Linked DNA regions of Homo sapiens: regions 2, 3 and 4 are each linked to region 1. The links are chromatin loops, found by intact Hi-C in ENCODE. Cell type or tissue: MCF 10A. All regions are shown on one strand.

Region 1 (2,500 bases):
AGAGTCGGACACACGCACAAGCATGCAGAACAGGATCTCAATTCCAGCACGCACACCGCGAAGTAGACAAGTGAATTCTGCTGCTGGAGTCAACTGTCCGCCCGCCCCCGCCGTTTAAAAACACGCAAAAATTAACCTCGCTATTAGGAGGCTATGCTGAGGAAGTGTTCCAAAGAGGAGAACCGGTGCAGTCCAGCGGCCGCTGCCTCGCGAGTGCAGACTCTCCCCGGGTCAGTAAAGATGCGCACTAGGCTAGGTACCTTCGCCCAAGTGTTACTCGAAGTGCCAAATTTGCCTTCTCGCCCCCTGAAATGCAATCCGAACTTGCGGCCCCACTGCGAGGTTGGCGGGTGCCAGCTTTAGCCTTCTTAGAAATGACAGGAAACCAAATGGGGAGATGGGAGACAAACGCTCAACACACGAGTGCGCTCACAAACACACCCGGAGCCCAGTAGCTCCTCATGCTCGGGCACTTTGGAGCCTCAGATCCGGCAGTGGCGAAGAGAGAATCGAAGCGAGGGAGAGCGGGGTGGGACGTCCCCGACTCTCTCCCGGCCACCGCTCGCATGATTCCCGTCCCTTTCGGGGCACTTGAGTGCCAGCGGGCGTTCCCCACCCTCAGTCCCAGAACTCCAACTCCGCACCAGATCGCGCTGTCGGAATTCAAGTGCCCCCATCTTCCCCAAATCAACAGCCTCTCTCGTCCCTACCCAGCCCCTTCTTTGGACTCCAAACACAAGACCTCTCCTACCCGCGCCGAAAACTTTTTCCTCCTTTCGCAACGAGATAAGGCAAGAAACCAGGTCAGCCGCTACCGCCACCCGCTCTGCCCAGCGCCTGGGTGGCGGGCGCCGTCCCTACCTGGCAGCTGCGCTCCAGGTGGCTGTCCCACGCCGGTCTCCGCGCCTGCCCGGTGCGCGGGTGGCGTCCGCTCCACCTTCCCTTCGTCTCCTCCGGCTCCGCGTTCAGGGAGCGACTGTCCTTAAGATCGTGCCCCCCTGCCCGGAGCCGCCCTTCAGTTCATCGCCCGTCTTCCCAGAAGCGCTGCTGCGGCCCCGGCGGACTGATGAGGAGCCTGGAGATCCGCGATGGCACCGATGGCCCCGCGGTGTGCGCTCCGGGGTCTGAGAGCGCTCCGCCCGCGGGCAGCTGCGGCCGCGCGTCACATGCCGCCTCCGGGCAGCGGCCGCGGCACCTGCCCAAGCGGCAGCGCTCCCGGCTCGGCAGTGCCGCCCCCGCGCCCTGTGCTCCCCTGCACGCTCCGGCCCTTTCTGTTCACGCCCTTTTCCCTCTGTCTCCCGCCTCACTTTTTCTCTTCTTTCCGTCTCCTTCTTTATCGTGTATTCCCTTTCTCCAAAAGCAGAGAGAAGGCGCTCCAAGGGGGAGGAGAGGTCTTTTCCTCCCCACGAACTCTTCCTCTGCCTGGTGGTGGCGGTCGTGGCTACTGCTGGCCGCTCCTCCTCTCCTTCCTCCTCGCGTTCCTCCTGCTCCTCCTCCTCCCCGGACTGAGAGAGCTGGTGTAATGCACAGGCTGCGTGCTTGAGACCAAAACCTGCCCGGCTTCTGAGCATGCCCAGTTGCCCTGCCGGCGCCTAGCTCCATTCCCGCGTGCCCGCTGGGCTCCGCGTTCTCCGCCTGGCAGGGGGCGAGGAGATCCCAGGGTACTCCTGGGGTGGGTTGGCTGAAAGCGGAACACCAAGCAGGAGAGAGGGGGGCCTCACCCACCCAGCATGGCCTCACCTGTTCCCAAATTGTGCCTCCCGCGGCGCTTCAAAGATAGATTTTGCCGGTCTGTTAGTTTTGTTGTGTTCGCTTTTAAATTGGTTTCCCTGGACTGCTTAGAAGGACTGGAAGGAATTCGATTCCTTGGGCACAACTTATCGATGAGTGAACTTCAGCTCAGTTACAATATACGACTCCATGGCAAACCTTTCTCTAAGGAACAGTCTGATGCATCTACTTTTTGACATTTAGTGAGTCTGTTTCTGCAGAGCAGTGTAATAGAGGACGACTTGACTTTTCCCTCCCTGGACAGTTACACCTTGGGAGAAAATAAGACAAGCATCCATGAAGAAGACACTGACGTGCACGCGCGCGCGCGCGCGCGTACACACACACACACACACACACACACACACACACACACACACACTTTTTTAAATCAGAAAATAAAATGAAAGATATAACATTGCTAGCCAGTCTTTTAAAGCTCAAGAGGAATGAAAATCTAAGAAAGAAAGAAAGAAAGAAAGAAAGAAAGAAAGAAAGAAAGAGAGAGAGACAGAAAAGGTTATTATGTACTACTGCCAGCTAACTATGTAAGGAAAAAGTGGAGAGATACCAAATTTGAAAAGATACCAATGAGGCTGTCCCACGGCACTCTCGAGGTTTTGTTTAAAAAGCACATAAGGAAAGATAACAGAGGAATCTCACAAGAAAGGACAAGCATAACAATGATAACTGAAAAAGAAGAAAAGAAAGAAAAAGGAAGGAAGGAGGA
Region 2 (2,500 bases), 1.5 Mb after region 1:
GTAATCTCAAACCCTAACCATAATTAGATTTTGCAAAATGTTTAACTACTAAATCAACTAAAAGCACCAAGGAGAATCAATGTATTTGATTTACCATGTTTGAAACATGGATACAGACTACTAAAAAGTCTGTATGGCAAAGACTAATATTTACCGAGCATTGTTCGCGTACATACTAATATTGGTAGCTTTACCATTTAATTCTCATGACATGCAATGAGGTAAGATAATATCATCATTCTACAGAGATGGAAACTGAGATTTAAATGGGTTAGGAAATGTGCCATATTCTGTTGACCCCCGTTTCCAAAGTACCCAGCCTGGTGTCCAATAGAAAGGTATTTAGTAACTCTCTGCTAAATGAATATATTAAGTAGTGATACCTAGAATCACACCTGAAATACCTAATGCAATGCTAAGTCTTTGAGGTCTCTGCTCTATTGCTTATTACTAATACGACTGAGATGCAGTTTGAAGTGTGAATATCATAACATGAACAATCTTCAGCTGCCACCAAGACAAGCCACCTCCTTTCTTCAGTACTTTGATGGATAATCAAATGGAATATCTACCAGAATAATCCAAACAGCTATGGAGAGAGTACATAAAACTTGCAATTTAGCCCTTCCCTCTTTTCCCAACCAAAAATTAGTATCTAACTTCAAGATAGACTTAAAAAATTAGAGGAAATATACTTTAATGAAGTAGCAGCAAACCCCCAAATTTATGAATAAATTAAACTCCAAGGTATTCAACATTCAGGTAGTCATCACAGTGTTGATTTTTACTTTTTTTTAGGGCAAAAGGGTGGGGGAGAAAATTATGCTTATAGGAGATGAGTGAATGAAGCCACTTCAGAAAAGTTTTAAAATATGAGCTGAGAAACAATAAAATCAGAGTTGTGGCAAGGAGATATCCTGTCCATATTCATTTACCATCTCCTTCAAGTAAGCAGTCAACTTGTCTCAATGTGGTGCAACACGGTTGTATAATAATTATATTAGGAACAGAATGCTGATAGATACTGGAAGTGATGTCAAAGCAGCCTCACGAGTGCTCCACTGGCGCCCCCTGCTGTCTCCTCTGTAGTCATGCTATGTATCTTTAGCTCTGTTGAATTGCTTTTCCCTGGCCGATAATGCCTTTTCCCATGGTGTTAATTAGGTTGCAAAGCTCCACTACCAACACTGAAACAACTTCAGTAGAACGCAGAATTCCAAGAGAACTGTGACCCAGTTTTTATGGTCGTGTCTTTATAAGGAAAAGCCCCAAGATACTTAGGAGTTAATCCACAGCCTCATGAAGAGTAAACCAAGGCCATTCCAATGGGTGGTGCCTGGCAAGAGAGCCAAAACACCAGTCGACCAGAAAACATTTTTGTAAGATAGAGCTGGAAATTCTACTTGCATCACAAACTCAAATGGCAAGTCGTTTGTTCCTTTAACATATATTGAGCATCTATAACTTATTGAAAATTATTCTAAGCATTGCTGGATACAAGCAGAATAAAGTGGTAACATTGACTTTCAGGAGTTCACCTTCTCATAAAAAAGGTTTGCTCAAAAAAACTTTCTGGCTTGGCACAGTGGCTCACACCTGTAATCCCAGCACTTTGAGAGGCCAAGGTGGGTGGATCACCTGAGGTCAGGAGTTTGTGACCAGCCTGGCAAACATGGTGAAACCCCATCTATACTGAAAATACAAAAATTAGCCAGGTGTGGTGGTGCACACCTGTAATCCCAGCTACTCGGGAGGCTGAGGCAGGAGAATTGTTTGAACCCAGGAGGTGGAGGTTGCAGTGGGCCAAGATCATGCCACTGCACTCCAACCTGGGCAATGGAGCGAGACTCCATCTCAAAAAAAAAAAAAAGCAAAACAAAAACTTTCATTAAAGTAATATTTACAAATCTATACACAGAACCGTAGAGAGGGAATTTGTTCTTGGTGTAATGGTATGTAATGGTAGGTGACAGCCCTGATCATCTTCCCAGGGAAAACAAAAATACTAAAAATACAAAAAGCAACTTTGGTTTAAATAACTGTTTTTATTAAAGTCTAACATACATACAGAAACATGTGCAAATAATTGCATAGTCAGGTTATCACAAATGAACACACCTGTATAGCAACCACTCAAATCAACAAATGTAACCCTACTGGCATTTCAAAAGCCAGCCTATGCTTCTCTGTGCTTCTAGTCACAAACCCCTCCTTCCACCAAGCTGACTTTAAAGGTAATTTTTGCCTGTTGAGAATCACACAATATTTCTTTTGTTACATCTGACATCTTTCGCTCCACTGTGAGACTCATCCATATTGTTTTATGTGCAGTCGTTTGGTTTTTATTGGTGTATAGCATTCTATCGTATGAATATAGCACATGAAAAGAGTTTACTTGTCTGCTCAATTGTAGGATGTTTTCCTGCAGTGTTTAGCTATTACGAATAACACACCTATGAAAATTATTACATGCATCTTTTGTTGTACCTATATACACTTG
Region 3 (2,500 bases), 1.5 Mb after region 1:
AGGAGATGGAGGTTGCAGTGAACCGAGATCATGCCATTGCACTCCACCCTGGGTGACAGAGCAAGACTCCATCTCAAAAAGAGTATCAATTAAAAAACCAAAAATGCCACGAACTGTGTTAGACCAAGGTTGACTTGGCCTGACCCTCTTCTGCAGATGTCTCCAGTCTTGGTTAGTGGCACTAACACCTCCTGTCCCTATTCCCCAGACACCAGCTCTCTGGAGATTCTTACAGCTTTTCTTGGTATTCTCTGAATCCTTAACACTTAATATAGTGTCAAGTACATAGGCGGTGAGTTTTAACTTGAGGAGGCTCAAAAATAATATTATTAGGATTTCGTCCCAGAATTAAATGTGCTCACACAATCCTGGACAGAGATGGAAAACTGCAGGCCCCCTTTACAAAGGCCTGTGCAACTCAGCTCAAGAGTGTTGGAGGCAGGAACAGAGGCCTCTGGCAGAGATGAGCTCTGCAGAGGGGAAGGAACTGGCCCCCGGGCTCTGTCCCCTCTCTCTAACTCACTCATCTGGTAAGCCTCTCCTTTTCCCCAGACAGCAGGAGATGGGGAGAGGACCAGGAGTGTGGCCCCAAAAGAAGTGCATCAGAGGTGGAAACATGGGCCAGCGACTGGTGCCCAGCCTCCTGTGGGAGGCAGGGGAGGGAGGGGAAGCTTTCCACCTGAAGTAGCACTGGCTGGCACACAAGCTGTACCGTGCTTAAAGCAGTATTGGAGAACAGGAAGAGGTCGGGATGTGGGAAGTGGCCCCAGGTTGTCAGAGACTCAGAGGAACTCACAGAGAGCTGTCTGTGTGACACATTTATTTTTGATCCAGCCCTTGGGTTCATGGTTCCTGTCTGAACCTTATGGCTGGAAGCAGAAACCAAGGAGCAGCTTTCACCAGGCACTCCACACGCGCAGGGCCCGGCCGTGTCACTTGAACGCTCTGATGACAAATCCACGTGGCTTTGGTTAATTGGGAACCGCGCGGAGGCCAGCTCCGCTTTGGCAAATGGCCAGTACACAGTGGCCTTGGCCCGGAGGTCAGCGCTCTCCCGGACACGTGCGCAGGTCAGGCAGTGGTGAGGCAGCGCCCCCACGTGGCGCTTGGAGGCAGAGCATCTGGGGAAGCTCTCCTCGATACCCTGCAGGAGACACGCCATGGCCCCCCAGAAATATTTGGGTGGGAGGATATTTTGCAGAAAACAGAGACCCTGAATTATTCACTTAGGGGCAAACACCTGTAAAATGTGGATTTTAACTATTAACGAAACCCCATTAGGTTAGTAAGCCCTGTTAAAAAGTTAGATTCATCTTAAAACTGAGGTATCCATCCACTACTGTATTTTATTTTTCTCTCAAAAACTACAGTGACAGATTTTTTTGTTTCATTTTGGTTTTTCTAACAAACTTTCAGAAAGCAAATTAATACTTGAAAATTTCTCAGAAACCAGCTCTGTGACTTTAGACAGCAACATTTCAAAATAGCTTCCATCTCATCTTTAAAATGATGAGATTAAACTCCATGATTCCTAATTTCCTTCCAGCTCAAAAATATATTGACTTCTAGGGTGCATAACATGCTTTTCTTTATAATTTATATTACAATATCATAATTTCATTAAAAGTGGTCTAGATGACAGGAAAGAGAGTTCCACTCATTCTGGCTTATGCTAAGGGAGCGCATTTCCAGGAAATAAATAAGAGAATCTTGTGAGCGGCCATAAACACATGCTGAAATACAGCCAAGCCCCAAAGAGAAAACCCAAGGCTGCTTCCTGCCTCTTTCTCATGGGCCGTGAGGGTCCCTCACAGCTTCTGCTCTTGTGAGCACGTCTGACCCCATTCTCCCCGATCTGCAGCAGCCAGCTCTCCCTTTTAACACATACCAGGACTCCTGTTTTCTCATAGCCCCAGTTTGCAGGTGGCCCATAGTTACCACCGGGGCCCTGAGTCTGTGTAATGAAGTAAGCTCAGCTCCCATAGCCAATCCCCTCTCAATTTCCCAGTTCCAAAATCCAAAGAGAGAAATATGATTGGTGTAGCTCACCTATGGAGTCAGGTTTCACAGTATAGATCATTAGCAGCCTGTGATTGGCTGTCCTGGGGGCCGGTAACTGCCTGTGGTCCAATCAGGTGGGAGGGTAAGGTCATGTAACACAAAACATGGCCACTTAATTGTGGGTGGGGCACATTCTGTTAGTAAGGGTTAACATTAGACTGTAAAGACCTGTGCTGTCAAATAAGACAGTCACTAGCCATGTGTAGAATTTGAATTCATATTAATTGGAATAAAATTTAAAAATCAGTTCTAGTTTACACTAGCCACACTTCCTGCTCAGTAGCTATATGTGTGTCTAGTAGCTACTACATTAAGAACGTTCCCATCACTGGAGAAAGTTCTGGTGGACATCACTGACCTCTAGACAATAGAGCTATCTAGGGGAGTTATTTAATGTAGAAGATGATGATAACAGAGAATTATTTTACTATCTTGTTTT
Region 4 (2,500 bases), 1.1 Mb after region 1:
CGTTCTGAGTTTGCTATGATTTTTCTAGAAATGGGTTGTATTTTAGAAAATAAATTACCTCAAATCTAAAGATTTCAGGTTTGAAATTAAATCACTGCCTATGTCCTGTATGAATACAAACTTCAAACTAGCTTGAATCAGGTGTGTCTGTGGAGATGAGACTTTCTTCTAGCACCTGGTAGGATGATCGCTTCTGGACAAGTTCAATAATATATGGAATTATTCATGAAACCAACATTTATTAGCATTCCACTTTTCATCAAACACTATTCTGGATCTGATGAAGTCCATATCAAGAATAATACAAACTTGCCTCTTCTCTCCAGGAATCTATGTTATGGGAAGCACAAACGAGGTAAAATGTAATAATAGTGCAGTGTGGTAAAAGTGTTGCCTCACAGAGGCATCTGTCATATAAATGCACCAAATAAATATGGTACGTCTATATTGGTCACTAGATTATTTATTTCTTCACAGCAGCCTGAGATCCATTTATTTACTCAAAAGCCCACCAGTACCAAACTCAAATTTTCACACATCCAATTGTTTTAACTATCACCCAGTGAAGCAGATTTTTAGCCATTTAGAATCTGCCGGTTTCTTATATCCTGCAATACTACACCCAATATCTGCTACCCATACCCGTATCTCATACCCATGGATACGATAAAACCATGGGACTAGAGCAATTTCCAAACCACTGCTCCCCTTCGGAGCTTTCTGACTCAGAAGTGCCCTGCCAGGCTACTGAGCAACTTTGCCTAGATGCATAAACCTCCTCTTGATCCCCTCACCCCGAGGAGTCCCCTTCCCCCACTCCTTTTCTAGATGGTGGCTCCCACACCTTACCCTCTCGAGGTATCATGCTGGGAGGTACTTTCCCTGCCTTCATGCCTACTGAAGTAAAGTTCGTGCTTGCTGCTGCCACCTCCTGGCCACATATTTTTAATCGGCCCTGAAATCCTCTAAGTGACTTCCTCCAGCAGTTAATCACATTAAGATGAGAGAACATAGGAAAGTTGAGAGAACGGGTGAAATTACGATGGGTTTTCTGGAACTGAGGATTGAAAGCTAAGTAGGTGTTCTTCTGTCAAAGAAGGGGATAAGGACAATCACCGCAACGGGAACAGAATGTGCAAAGTTCTAAAAATATGGTACATTCTCCATATGACCCTAGAGGAATTCAGCGAGGCTGCATCCTGCATCAGAGGCAGGATGATGAGAAATGAGACCAGACAGGTTCACAGTAAGTAGGGCATGTACCTCATACCCAGGGGTTTTTATCATTCTGGCAGCAATGGAGGCATTTGAAGCAAGGGAGTGAGTGATCAGAATTGCATTTCAGAAAGATCAACCCGGCAGCAGTGCGGGAATCGTTTTGAGGAAAACAGTACTAGTAAAAGGTTGTACAAAAAAGAAGTCGTTATAATAATATCAGTAAGAAATTATGATGCCTTGGGCCAAGGTGTGATAGAAGCTATGAAAATTATATATATATATATATATATATATGCACACACATAGTTTATATATTTAGTTTATATTATATATCATTTATATGTATATTACATAGTTTATAATATATAGTTTATTATATATTATAATAAACTATATAAGTAATATTAGCATTAATAAACTATATTATATATCTTATATATAAAAAATATGTATATTTAAGAAAAGAACTAAAAGGATTTTTTCTAAAGAGGATGAAAGGATAACCTCCCAGAATGTGGACTGAGCAAATGAATGCATTATGGTGCATACATTGAAACTGAAATAGAGAATTCAGAAGAAGGCAGATGTATTTTTGTTGTTGGGGCAACATTAATTTCAACTTTGGACATGTTGGCTTTGAGGTCTTTGGAGCCATTCAAATTGAACTTACCATAAGACAGCTGACTAGAGCTGGGGATCCAATATTCAGAAAAGAGGTCTGGGTATGAGATAGAAATTTGGGTCCTGTGTTTGAGCAGTAGTTGAAGACAGATGTAATAGGAAGGTCCAAAAATAGTGATAAAATATATGAATCAAGGATGAATTCCTGGGGAACAAAGACATTGGATTAGTGACTCCAGGCAGAAGAACATGCAAAAAAGAGGTATTCAGGGAGAATGCTGTGTGGAAGTGAAGAGAGAAGAAGGACACAGGAAGAGGGCAGGAAGGGACAGTTTCCAAAAACTATTTACAAAGTCAAACAATTTAACAATTATAAGTTTAAATAATGGACTTCTGTTCTTTACTTGGAAGTATCAAAATTATTGGGATCTCATTATTGTCTTGGAGTTGTGCTGTCCACAATGTGCAGTGTGGTCCACATGCGCCGTGATTACCTAGGGTTGTGGTCTGAAATGCAGCTTCTGTATCTAGAAACTGTGAGTCAGTGGTCTAAGCTGGGGATCCAGAAATGCGGGTTTCTTGACTCTCCAGGCATAACTGTGCATGTTAATCCTACTTCCTCACAAGATTGAATTAAGAACTCTCTTAAAATGAGGAAAGC

What was found. Hi-C counts contacts between places; a loop is a spot of excess contacts. Peaks named below come from ENCODE experiments on the same cell type or tissue, not always from the same donor. Only the 100,000 strongest peaks of a DNase experiment are listed, where the experiment ranks them.
Region 2: it touches region 1 in a loop (9-fold over the local background); 3 of 110 quality-filtered maps call a loop at or near these places.
Region 3: it touches region 1 in a loop (10-fold over the local background); 3 of 110 quality-filtered maps call a loop at or near these places.
Region 4: it touches region 1 in a loop (11-fold over the local background); 2 of 110 quality-filtered maps call a loop at or near these places.

Annotation. Positions count from the first base shown.
Region 1 is chr1:239,385,589-239,388,088 of GRCh38, reverse strand. It overlaps CHRM3 (cholinergic receptor muscarinic 3), which reads right to left and starts at 1,521. Exons shown (of 7, transcript NM_001375978.1): 1 at 862-1,521. RefSeq lists enhancers at 1-298, 299-799. In MCF 10A, a CTCF peak has its summit at 1,436; a DNase peak (open chromatin) is centred at 1,488.
Region 2 is chr1:237,849,993-237,852,492 of GRCh38, reverse strand. No RefSeq gene overlaps it. Among named protein-coding and RNA genes, the nearest start is that of ZP4, 40 kb to the left of the region's middle. In MCF 10A, a CTCF peak has its summit at 1,079 (motif pointing left); a DNase peak (open chromatin) is centred at 1,062.
Region 3 is chr1:237,863,040-237,865,539 of GRCh38, reverse strand. It overlaps the pseudogene LOC100130331. Among named protein-coding and RNA genes, the nearest start is that of ZP4, 27 kb to the left of the region's middle. In MCF 10A, a CTCF peak has its summit at 1,096 (motif pointing left); a DNase peak (open chromatin) is centred at 999.
Region 4 is chr1:238,250,937-238,253,436 of GRCh38, reverse strand. No RefSeq gene overlaps it. Among named protein-coding and RNA genes, the nearest start is that of LINC01139, 230 kb to the left of the region's middle. In MCF 10A, a CTCF peak has its summit at 957 (motif pointing left); a DNase peak (open chromatin) is centred at 926.